Linked DNA regions of Homo sapiens: region 1 is linked to region 2. Evidence: chromatin contacts called from ENCODE Hi-C or POLR2A ChIA-PET data. All regions are on one chromosome and are shown on one strand. Each heading gives the region's core, a stretch centred on a gene start or an enhancer-like site at or near the end of the contact. The rest is flanking DNA. Distances are from core to core; before and after follow the strand shown.

The links. A loop is a pair of places that touch in the nucleus more often than their neighbours do. ChIA-PET counts read pairs that join two places held with the same protein, here RNA polymerase II (POLR2A). Pooled maps may share reads with other maps.
Region 1: a map of CD8-positive, alpha-beta T cell shows a loop between it and region 2 (28-fold over the local background). The contact joins the promoter of TEF here to the promoter of ST13 in region 2. A Hi-C loop is called at or near these places in 6 of 168 maps with a recorded cell type or tissue (B cell, CD4-positive, alpha-beta T cell, CD8-positive, alpha-beta T cell and 1 more), 6 of 37 single-sample maps with no recorded cell type and 17 of 50 pooled maps. POLR2A ChIA-PET finds 5 or more read pairs at or near these places in 10 of 52 experiments (A549, AG04450, B cell and 7 more).

The regions. Positions count from the first base shown.
Region 1 is chr22:41,377,290-41,383,198 of GRCh38, reverse strand. It overlaps TEF (TEF transcription factor, PAR bZIP family member), which reads right to left and starts at 1,257. Exons shown (of 4, transcript NM_003216.4): 1 at 998-1,257. The coding sequence starts at 1,154. It overlaps LOC105373042 (a long non-coding RNA gene), which reads left to right and starts at 1,288. Exons shown (of 3, transcript XR_938271.3): 1 at 1,288-1,459. RefSeq lists enhancers at 419-498, 1,280-1,574 and silencers at 709-1,408, 1,439-2,038.
Region 2 is chr22:40,853,043-40,858,819 of GRCh38, reverse strand. It overlaps ST13 (ST13 Hsp70 interacting protein), which reads left to right and starts at 2,181. Exons shown (of 12, transcript NM_003932.5): 1 at 2,181-2,389. The coding sequence starts at 2,280. It overlaps XPNPEP3 (X-prolyl aminopeptidase 3), which reads right to left and starts at 1,672. Exons shown (of 10, transcript NM_022098.4): 1 at 1,575-1,672. The coding sequence starts at 1,638. RefSeq lists enhancers at 1,367-1,826, 1,837-2,056, 1,684-2,453.

The DNA of each region.
Region 1 (5,909 bases), core at 8-2,507, 530 kb before region 2:
GAAATGGCATTTTAAAAAGGAAAATCCATTCCCCAGGCCAGACAACTCTCGAAGGCCTATCCCTTTCCCAAACCCTGAATAACTGATGGCTCTTGGAAATGCAAAGGTCTCACACTCAAAGTATACCTCAGTGCACCCACAACCCCACCACAGGCGGCCCTCCTGCTGCTCCCTGCACCCCATCTCCCAGGGCGAAAAACAAGGCCAGACCTGCTTTCCGTATACGCCCCAGTGACGTTCCTGGCCTAGGCAAAAAGATGAAGCTCAGTCCTGCCGCCGTGGCCCCAGAATCTAAGGGTCAGCCCCAACCAACCAGGCGAAGGGCCTCAGTGGACTCATCTGACCCTCATCGTTTCTCTGCTTGGCCCAAAACTCCCCTCCCAAGGCGCCTCACACTACTCGCCCACACCCCCCCCACCCGCTCAGCAGAAGCCCCGCAACAGAAAGGCTCCCGTTGGACCTAGTAGCTGGCGCTACTCACACCCAGGGAGGAAGCCAGGTCCCTCCGGGAGGGGTAAGGCCACGTACGATGACAGTTCGCTACCCTAGGCCTGCGCTTCCTAAACTTTGGTGTACTTGGAAAATAATGGGGGTGCGGTGGGGTGCTCCTTAAAATGCAAGACCCCTGTCCCAGTGACCGCAGATTGGGTGGGGCGCAGGAACCAGCAATTTAAACAGGCATCCCGAGTGACTCCGATGCAGGTGGCCCCGGGGGAGGGGCCCTGGAGCGTCATTTAAGTGACTGCTCCCGATCCCCTTCCGCCTCCTCAAAACCTCTCCCCACCCTCTCCCGCCAGACCCACCGTCTCAGCCCGCCCCTGACCCTCTGTCCTCAGCCCCCCGGCCTCGTCCTCCAGGCTCCTGGTCATCCAGGCCCCATCCCCCTCCGCTGGACCACTGCTCCCTGACCCACTGCCTCCCCGGCCCCGCCCTCACGAGGCCCCGCCCCTGTATAAGCCCCGCCCCCAGCCCGCGCGGACCACCCCCCCGCCCTCACCGAGGCGCGCCTCGCGCGGGGGGTTCTCCATCAGCTTCTTCAGGACCAGGGGGAAGGACCCCGACAGGCCCCTTTCCCCAGCTGCGCGCCCCGGCCCCGGACCGGGTCCTGCCTGCGGGTCCACAGGCGGCTTCTTTCCGCCGCCCGCGTCGGACATCGTGCCCCGGACTCGGCTCGCGCACCTCGCCTCCCCCGCCCGCCCCCCGAGATGGGCCGGAGCCGTGCGACCCGCTGCAGCTGCCGACACGGGCAGCTACTGCGCAGGCGCCCAATGGCGCCCCCGCCTCCTTCCATCGCTACCCCGCCTGCGGACCGGCTCTGGCACATTAATTATTCATGAGGCCAGGCCAGCTTCCCCGGATCGTTGCTCTGGATTGGTCCAGCCTGCGAGAGGGGCAGGCGCAGATCCTCGGGCCGTGATTGGTCGGGCAGCCGGGATAAGATAGACACGTGCGGGGCCAGGTGAGGACCCTCGCGGAGGCCCCGCCCCGCCGCCCCTGTGTCCCCTGATTGGCGCCTGCTGGAGTCTTTGTGGTGGGCCTTCCTCGGCGCGGTCCCTTCCCTCCTACCAGTGTTCCCCCTTCACCGCCCTCTTCATAACCCCCGCCCTCCCCAACCACCGCAGCCTCTCCCTCTTGTCCCCGACTTGCAACCTTCCCGACGCGCCACCGAAGAGGGGCGGAGCTCGGAGCGGCCAGGCCGGCCAAAGCGACCTATCCGAGCTCCTGCTCGCGCGGCGTGTCCACCCCCCGCGGGTCACGTGGAGCCGCAGCCGAGTCTGGTCGCGGGGGGAGGGGGCAGAGGAGGAAGGCGCGGGAACAGCCAATGGAGGGCGGGGGCGGGGCCCGGGGCGGTGCACGAGGCGCCGCACGTGCGGGGCTGTGGCGGGGCGGGAGGGGAAGGGAGGGACGGGTCTTTTTGTTCTGGGGACTCTGCCCAGGGTCGCGGGGCAGGGACGCTGAGCTTAGCCCGCACTTCTGCTCCCACGCGACCCAGAGGTCGCCTGAGGGCAGGGCCGGGGACCGCGACCTGCCAAGTCGTAGGGATGGCCTGAGCAGGCTTGGCCGCCCTAGAGCGGGGTGTCGGGTTGCCCACGCATCCAGATCAACACTAGCGTGGAGGGAGCATTCCTGAAGCTCTGACCTGAGCCAGGGCCCGAGTACATGTTTCCGCCCTCCCACTTACTAGCTTATGACCTTGGGAAAGTCCGGTTGCTTCACTGGAGCTTGTTTCCTCGGCCATAAAATTAAGAGGTTGGGCTAGAGAATCTCCACAGTCCCAAACAGATGTGAAATTCTTTTCCTTTCTAGAACTCTCCCTTCTTTTACCTAGAAAACAAAAACCTCCTTGACACCAGGTACCGATGCCACGTTTTGTGGGAGAACCACCTCCTCTCTTAAAATATAAAGCCTCCCCGGGAGTTCCGCAGAAATCCGTAAAAATGTAATATGTGGCGCGGTACACAAATGGAAAGCTGCTCCTAAACAGCGCTCAGAACTTTGTACCTCTTTATAGTACAGATCAGACTCCGCTGCAAACCCAGGCAACATTAGACTCCCCGCTTAACTCCCGGAAGGCAGAGAGCTTGGCTTGTTTATCCAGCATCCCTACAGTGGCCCAGCCCTTCTAGCAGGAGGGGTTGGGGGGGTGGTATAGTGATAGTCCTTGGTTCAGGGGGTAGATGCATGATCCAGACACCCACAGCCAGCTAAAAGTTATCAAGCTGATGCAATCAGAATTTTGCTGGGGCTGGGCTTGGTGACTCACGCCTGTAATCCCGGCACTTTGGGAGGCAGAGGTGGCGGATCACCTGAGGTCAGGAGTTCGAGACCAGCCTGGCCAACAGGGCGAAACTCCGACACTACTGTAAGTACAGAAATAATTAGACGGGCATGGTGGCTGGCGCCTGTAATCCCAGGTACTGGGGAAGCTGAGGCACGAGAATCGGTTTGAACCTGGGAGGTGGAGGTTTCAGGGAGCCGAGATCGCGCCACTGCAGTCAAGCCTGGGCGACAGAGGGAGACTCCATGTCAAAAAAATAAATAAATAAAAATAATTTTGCGGCGGGGTAAGGAGGAAAAAGAAGTTGGGTAGCTGACCAGGCCTGGAAAGCAAGAGATTTGAAGGACTTTGGGTGGTGGTAGAGACAGGATGATAGGTCTGATTCCAAAATTCAAGCTCTCACTGCCACTGTAATTGAACCTCAGTCATTTTCTGAATCTGATGCCTCGATTGCTTTACCTTTTCAGGCCTCCTTTTCTTTTTATTTTCTTTTCTTTTCTTTTCTTTTTTTCTTTTTTTTTTTTTTGAGACGGAGTTTTGCTGTTGTTGCCCAGGCTGGAGTGCAATGGCGCGATCTCGGCTCACCGCAACCTCCGCCTCCCAGGTTCAAGCGATTCTCCTGCCTCAGCTTCCCGAATAGCTGGGATTACAGGCATGCGTCACCACGCCCGGCTAATTTTGTATTTTTAGTAGAGACGGGGTTAATTTTGTATTTTTGGTAGAGACGGGGTTTCTCCATGTTGGTCAGGCTGGTCTCGAACTCCTGACCTCCGGTGATCCACCCGCCTCGGCATCCCAAAGTGCTGGGATTACAGGCGTGAGCCACCGCACCCAGCGTTTTTTCCTTTTATGCCAAATGGAGTTAGGGCAGGCTCTACCTTATGGTGTTTTTGTTTTTTGTTTTTTGTTTTTGAGACGGAGTTTTGCCCTTGTTGCCCAGGCTGGAGTGCAATGGCGGGATCTCGGCTCACTGCAACCTCTGCCTCCTGAGTTCAAGCGATTCTCCTGCCTCAGCCTCCTGAGTAGCTGGGATTGCAGGCGTGCACCACCACGTACGGCTAATTTTTTTTTTCTTTTTTCCGAGACAGAGTCTCACTCTGTAGCCCAGGCTGGAGTGCAAATGGCGGGATCTCGGTTCACTGCAAGCGCTGCCTCCCGGCTTCCCGCCATTCTCCTGCCTCAGCCTCCGGAGTAGCTGGGACTACAGGAGCCCGCCACCGTGCCCGCCTAATTTTTTGTATTTTCTATAGAGACGGGGTTTTACCACATTGGCCAGGCTGGTCTCGAACTCCTGACCTCAGGTGATCCACCCGCGTCTCCCAAAGTGCTGGGATTACAGGCGTGAGCCACCGCGCCTGGCCTACCTTACGGGGTTTCTGTGAGCCAATTTGCGTAGGCGCACAGTTGCAAACCTTCAACAAATTTAGTTTTCATAATTTTACTAAAACTGGTTGGCATATCCATTATCCCAGAGGTTAGTGTGGTGCCTGTGTCACTCTCTGTAGTGAAAATAGTTAATTGTGTACAGAAAATTTGTTGTGTTGTAGAATTGTTAGTGAGAATTCTGTGTGTGGCGAAACTTAAACACCTTTAGGGGAAGCTAACCTAGACAAAGGACATTCCAAGGAAACTGATTAAACCAATACAGGGCTGGGCGTGGTGGCTCACCCATGTAATCCCAGCACTTTGGGAGGCTGAGGCAGGCGGATCACCTGAGGTCAGGAGTTCGAGACCAGCCTGGCCAACGTGGTGAAACCCTGTCTCTATTAAGAATATAGCCGGGCACAGTGGCTCACGCCTGTAATCCCAGCACTTTGGGAGGCCGAGCCGGGAGGATCACAAGATCAGGAGATCGAGACCATACTGGCTGACAGTGAAACCCTGTCTCTACTAAAAAATACAAAAAATTAGCTGGGTGTGGTGGCGGGCACCTGTAGTCCCAGCAACTCGGGAGGTTGAAGCAGGAGAATGGCGTGAACCCGGGAGGCGGAGCTTGCAGTGAGCCGAGATCACGCCACTGCACTCCAGCCTGAGCGACAGAGCGAGACTCCCTCTCAAAAAAAAAAAAAAAAAAAAGGCAAAAGTTAGCTGGGCGTGGTGGCGAGTGCCTGTAATCCCAGCTACTCGGGAGGCTGAGGCAGGAGAATTGCTTGAACGTGGGAGGCGGAGGTTGCAGTGAGCCGAGATCGTGCCACTGCACTCCAGCCTGTGGGACAGAATGAGACTCTGTCTCAAAAAAAAAAAAAAAAAAAAAGGAAGCTAAGGAAGCTTTTTAAAAAACCTGCTAGTTTGGCCATGAGGAGACTTGATGGCTTAGAATCATACCTATATAGTCTCATGGCTAATACGACATTATTGCTGGGAAGAAAAACCCATTCTCAAAGTATTAGACAATGATTAATGATAACAGTGGAAGGTTCTAACACGTGTTTATGAGAAAGATGGGATGTAGTAAGAGGAAGTAAAGATTTAGATTTTCTTTTTTTAGCTGTAGTTATCCAAAACGAATAATGCCTACTCCACTCATCTCCCAGCCTGGAGCAGCTACCCTAACAGGCAAGTGACGCTGGTGAGAAGTGAGACCAGCGGGTTAAGCCTCCAGAACTTGGTGTTCATGTACTGACACTCCCCAGAGAGAGTTTTTTCCCCTGGATAACCAGAGGGTAGATGATGTGTCACAAATACTGCAGGAGCGTTGCAAACACGTTCTCTATCGTGCTTAATTGCCAGCTGTGAGGGGTTAGCTACATCAGTTTACAGCATTAAACAGTGCCATCCTGGAGGTGGGAGCTATTATGTTCTCCTCTTCATTCTCCACCACAGCAGCCTCTCTCTACCTCTGTCTCCTATCACTAAAGTGGGAATATTGGTGTGACCTTGCCCCGTCTTAGTGGAGGAATAAACGTTGGGAGAACTAGTTAGCTAATTTCCATAGTTTGTGAGCCCGACAAAGAAATAAACCCCATAAGAAGAACATGTTATTACACGATTAAGACTTTAAAGGCTGAGAGATTAGAGAGGCTTTTCAGGGGGAAAAAAGAGAAAGAGAAAAATAAAGGTATGGTGTGGAACAGTAGCCCAGCCTGGGCAACATAGTGAGACCTCATCTCTACAAACAGTAAACAATTAG
Region 2 (5,777 bases), core at 932-3,431:
GGTGGCTCACGCCTGTAATCCCAGCACTTTGGGAGGCCGAGGCGGGTGGATCACGAGGTCAGGGGTTCAAAACCAGCCTGGCCAAGATGGTGAAACCCCATCTCTACTAAAAACACATAAATTAGCCAGGCGTGGTGGCGGGCGCCTGTAATCCCAGCTACTCGGGAGGCTGAGACAGGAGAATCGCTTGAACTCGGGAGGTGGAGGTTGCAGTAAGGCAAGAGATCGCGCCACTGCACTCCAGCCTGGGCGACAAGAGCAAGACTCTGTCTCAAAAAAAAAAAAAAAAAAAAAAAAGCTTCTCCAGCCATACTAAACGATTGCAACGCTTAGTGCTGGCCACTCCGTTTTAGAGTTCTGTGCCTTTGCAAGTGTTCCTTCTGGTAGTATGGCTCCTTTAGTCAGGCTGGGGAGAGCCTTTCAAATAAAAGCAAATTCCAGGCCTGGGGCGGTGGCTCAGAGAGGAGGGTGGATCGCTTGAGGCCAGGAGTTCGAGATCAGCTTGGCCAACGTGGCAAAACCTGGTTTCTACTACAATTACAAAAATTAGCCAGGCGTGGTGGCACACGCCTATAATCCCAGCTACCTCGGGAGGCTGAGGCACGAGAATTGCTTGAACTCAGGAGGCAGAGGTTGCAAATGAGCAGAGATTGCCACTGCACTCCAGTCTGAGCAACAGAATGAGAGCCTGTCTCAAAAAAAGACTGAAAAATTGCACATCTTTCTTTTCACCTAATCCCACGGAGAGTTGTCTTTCTGCAGCTTTACTATGAGAACTGAAGAACAAGTTCTGTGCACTGGACAATAACTTTTTATTTTTTATAGTAAGAAGTCGATGTAATTAACATTCCATTTTAAATGAATTCAAGTATATCAACATAAACATATGCCAAGACATAGCTTTGATGTCAAATACCATACGTTCTGGTTCACACATTGTTCATATATTGACCCAAAAAACTGAAATACGATCCAATGGCAGATCCGCCTGCAAGGAAGGTGATTCAGTTTTCACTGATTAAGCTTTATGTTCATCAGATTAATTGCTCGCAATAGAGGACACCCTACAAAAAATTATTCTCCTTATCCTTCGTCTTGTCTTTGCAAACAGGACTTTCAGACACAGAACGCCCCAGAAGTATTTCGAAACAGTTACCTCTCCTAAGAGGAGCTGCTGAAAGAATTTGTTACTAAACATGCTTCGTGTATATTCTGGAGCAAGCTCTCACGCCTAACAGAAACAAGAGCTACTTGATGTGAGACACTTTGTCACTTAAGTGTGATAATTGCCACAACTTCGGAGTCCGAGTAACTTGGAAGACAGCCCCTCTGGGGGATGGCACACTTTTCTCTCTGCAGTCATTTCGGCTTCACAAAATACCTCAACGGTAGAGAACACACTGGGCCCACCCCTTTCCAGGAGCAGCCGGTATAGAAGAAATCCGCGGAGCACAGAGGGTTGGGGAGCGGAGGCCCCACCAGGAGAAGGGTCAGCCGAACCAGGGATCGCCTGAGACCAACTTGGGTCCCTCCAGGGGACACCATGGGAGGAGACCGTGGGAGAAGAGTCTAACCTGAGAGGCCGCGGACGTTTGCTACAGCGGGAACCAGCTTGGGGGCTGAGAGCAGCCAAGGCATTACGGCCTAACTCACGCGTCGGGAAGAGAAAGAGGGTAACGACGGGGAACGCAACCGCCTGCAGGGCCGCGTCGCCAGGAAACCGGGCCAGCCGCACCTCCCCTTCCGGCGGAGGCGGCTCGCGGGCCTTCCTTGCGCGGCGGCGCAGGTTGTGACGTCATGCCCCGAGCTGGGACCGACCCTCCGGCTCCACGCCCTTTTTTTTTTTTTTTTTTAGGTCCCGGGCGTTGAGCTCTACTCAGTGCACGCAGCCACACAATATGCTCTTGGACGTCGCCCCCTGGAGGGGATGTTATCTCCCGCCTCCTTGAAGTCGCCCATTTCTGGGGTTGCCCCATCCAGGGAGCTGGTTCCTAGTTAAGAATATGAGAATGTATGCGCAGGGAGGCAGGCAACAGCACGAACAGCCACGCTTCTAGAAGATTCTAGGGAGCGCGCAGGAGCAGCGCAGAGGGAGTAGGAATGAGCAGGCGGAGGACCCGAGGTCACGAGACCGTTGGGTGGGAGGAGCCAGCGGCCGGGGAGGTTCTAGTCTGTTCTGTCTTGCGGCAGCCGCCCCCTTCTGCGCGGTCACGCCGAGCCAGCGCCTGGGCCTGGAACCGGGCCGTAGCCCCCCCAGTTTCGCCCACCACCTCCCTACCATGGACCCCCGCAAAGTGAACGAGCTTCGGGCCTTTGTGAAAATGTGTAAGCAGGATCCGAGCGTTCTGCACACCGAGGAAATGCGCTTCCTGAGGGAGTGGGTGGAGAGGTGAGACCCAGGCCTGAGGACCGTTGGGGGCGGGGGAAGCACGGCCCCAGGGGGGAGCCAGGCTGGACCTGGCTCGGTCCGGCGGGCGAGGCGGGGTCGCTGCCCCTTCTTTGCCCGGGAAAGGGAGGCAACTTCGAGGGGTCATGGAAGATCGCGAGCCTTGGGTAGTACAGGAGCCGCGGGGAGCAGGAGGCAGAGCTGGGTTCCTCGCACCCTGAGGTTGCCCAGGGGTGTATCTTGGGCGAAATACAAAAACAGGACTGCGGATGCGTGGACACTGGAGACGCGAGGAGTGAAAACTGCAAGACTTAGATTTTGCGTGGGGTTGTTTTTCTTTCAGTCTTGTGTGCCCTGCTCAGGTCTCATTGGTACATAGCAGTTCCTTTACGCACTATTCCTTTACGTCGTGTTATAATAATATAACACTAGTAAGTTAAAAGTTACAAAACTAGTAAGAATAAAAATGATAACTGTAAAAATGATTGTTTTTACCTTACAGCGTTTGTAGCTGCGTAGGATTAATTATCTTGAGAATCACTTATTATACCTCCGTTACTTGGCAGTGTTATCACTCCAAACACGTCTGAGAAAAATAATTTCTTAAGGCCTGGCATGTTTCCAGGATATAATCTTGTTGTCTTTAACTGTAGAGTACTTCGCTACGTGCAAGGAGTTAATTGACAAGGCATTGTGCCTGGTGCTAGGAAACAGTATAAGTACTGTCTATTTAGACGAATAAATAGAAAAGTTCGTTTTGATATTTACTATATAATAGTAATTAGCATTTTATGTGTTGAAGGAGCACCGAAGAGAAAAAGTGACAGGGAAGTCTTCCCTAAGATGACTTTTTAAAAAATTATTACTAATGGGGAACTGAAAAGATGACATACAAATTGCACTAAACAGGGATAAATAGCAACTATGCAGACCATTGCGACTCCTAAGAGGTGCTGCTGTGAACGTTATGTGTTTAGTGACTTTTGTCTTTTAGAGACAGGGTTTGGCTGTATTGTCCAGGCCGCATACAGTGGCGGGATCACTGCAGCCTCCAATTCCTGGGCACAAGCGATCCTCCTGCATCAGTCTCCCAGGTGGCTAGCAGTGCGGGATCGAGCCACCATACTTGGCTAATTTAATTTTTTTGTAGAGATGGGGGTCCCATTAAGTTGCCCAGGCTTGTCTTGAACTCCTGGCCTCAAGGGACTCCCCCGCCTCCCAAAGTGGTGGTATTACAGGCGTGAGCCACTTCACCCAGCGTGATATTTTTGTGTGGGAAGATGAGCTCATGATTACCAAATAGCTCAAAGAATATTTCTTAACAACAATCTGGTTCTAAGGAAAAAACTCGTTACAATCTGTCAGCGTTGTATGTTGTATTTTTTTCCTCTAAGAAGTTTTTCAATTTTTAGCTCCCCACCAATTGTCTAACTACTGGAAGACTTACTTATATGTGAAATTCTGAGACCATTTAATATTACTATGTTAATAGTAACTTTATGAATATTGGTAAGAAGTCTATTTTGCAAACTCCTCAACCGGGAAATGTCAGGATTAGGAATTGAGGGCTAGGTTTTAGTCGTTTTCTCTATTGAACAGCTTGATGATCCAAAAGCCTTAAGATATTTGTATGCTTTTATCCTAATTATAGGAAAGAACCTGCAGTTAATAAATTCTTTCTAAAATTCCAGGTAACGTAGACAAGTATCACAGGAAGAAAATAGCCGGCTCCAAGAGCTGGCTCCACTTTACATTAAGTGGATACAATGTTTTTGTTTCATTCTTACTAGTGAGGAAGAGGAGACACAGAAGAACAAATTAAAAGCATGTGTAAGAACAGTGTCCTCCTGACTTGTGCTGGAGTGATTGTGCCTATGTAGAGAATTCCACTTTAAGGTTTGCAAAATATTTGTCAGGCACTACTATCTCCCAAACAAAAACAAGAAATAGTCATATACCTTATTTTAACATAGGTAATTCCAGTTTTTCTTTCTGATTCCACTTACATTCTTTAGCCATCCTGAGTTGGCTGAAGTATGGGGTGAAGCATCATGGCATATGTAGGGACTTTATTCTGAACTTAAATTGAGATATTTAATATAGAAGCTTTTTCTCTTTATTTCTGTATTTAAACTAAGATTTTTATAAACTCTGAGGCCTTTGCGTTTGTGTCAGTTTCTCTCTCTGCCTTCATCAGTCTGCAGTTCGAGATTGTGGCAGATGGGGCTGAATGTGGAGACTTCTAGGTCCAGACGTCTTCCTAGGCCTGATGCTACTGTTAGGGTTACTCAAGTTGAAAACATGTGTTTCTCACAGGCTTAGCTGTTGAAGAACAGTACATCTGCCTATTTGCTATAATTGCTAGCATTGTTTATAGCTTAGTTTTATTTGATATAAGGATTTATTAGTTTAACCTTTTAAATTGCACAAAGAGAAATACTAAAAGTCTTTCTGAACTAGTTGTCAGTGAGGATCCAGGAGACTGTTCTTTTCAAGAACTGTGTTTTGAGATATTTTTGTTTTTCCCTTTTTAGAGACAGAAGCATTCTCCCACTCTATTTTCTCCCGTTTAACAATTTAGTATCTTGTATGTGGTTTCATGGCTTTACTTGATGGTAATTAAGATCGAAGAGAGTGTCTTTGTTTTCTACTCCCTAGTACAGTACGTGGCACATGGCTTTTCCTAAATGTTGTAAAGGAAATGAACAGAATGCATTTCTACCCTCAATATAGAATTTAGAGTGTAGCAACCAATTTTTTGTACATGTGTACAAATAACCATAGCACAAAGCAGATTAGAAGGTTATCAAATTAAGAGAAATGTGAATGAAGTTTTATGTGGTCCTATGTGAGAAAAGTCTCTACACTGGTCCTACTTGATTGTGTAACATAAAAAAGCCTGTAGTGCCAAAGTCTAAGTGGCAGTTTTTGGCCAGAAAGTAGCTTGTTCTAAGCCTTGGAAGCATTAATTGAAATTTCGTACCTATGAGTTGGTGTTTTCTTCCATTAGTTAACTAGAATTTGGGATGGGAGAAACTAAATCTAGCTTATGAGTAAATCCTCTTTTTTTTTTAAAGTTTTTATTTTTTTTGCAACAATTTCTAGCTCAGAAAAATTGCAGGTATGGTACAAAGGAATTTTTTCTGAACTAGTTGAGAGTAAGCTGCCAACATTATACCCCAACACCAGTGAGTGTGTACTTCCTACAAAGTCTTTACAATGCAAATACTAAACTTAGGAAACTAATGCTGATGCATTTATGCTATCTAATCCTCAGATTTATGTGTTGCATTTAGTTGCCATGTCACGTAGTCTCCATTCTGAAACAGTTCCTCAGTCTTTCCTTGACTTTCATGATCTTAACAGTTTGAATGTTATTGGCAAGTTATTT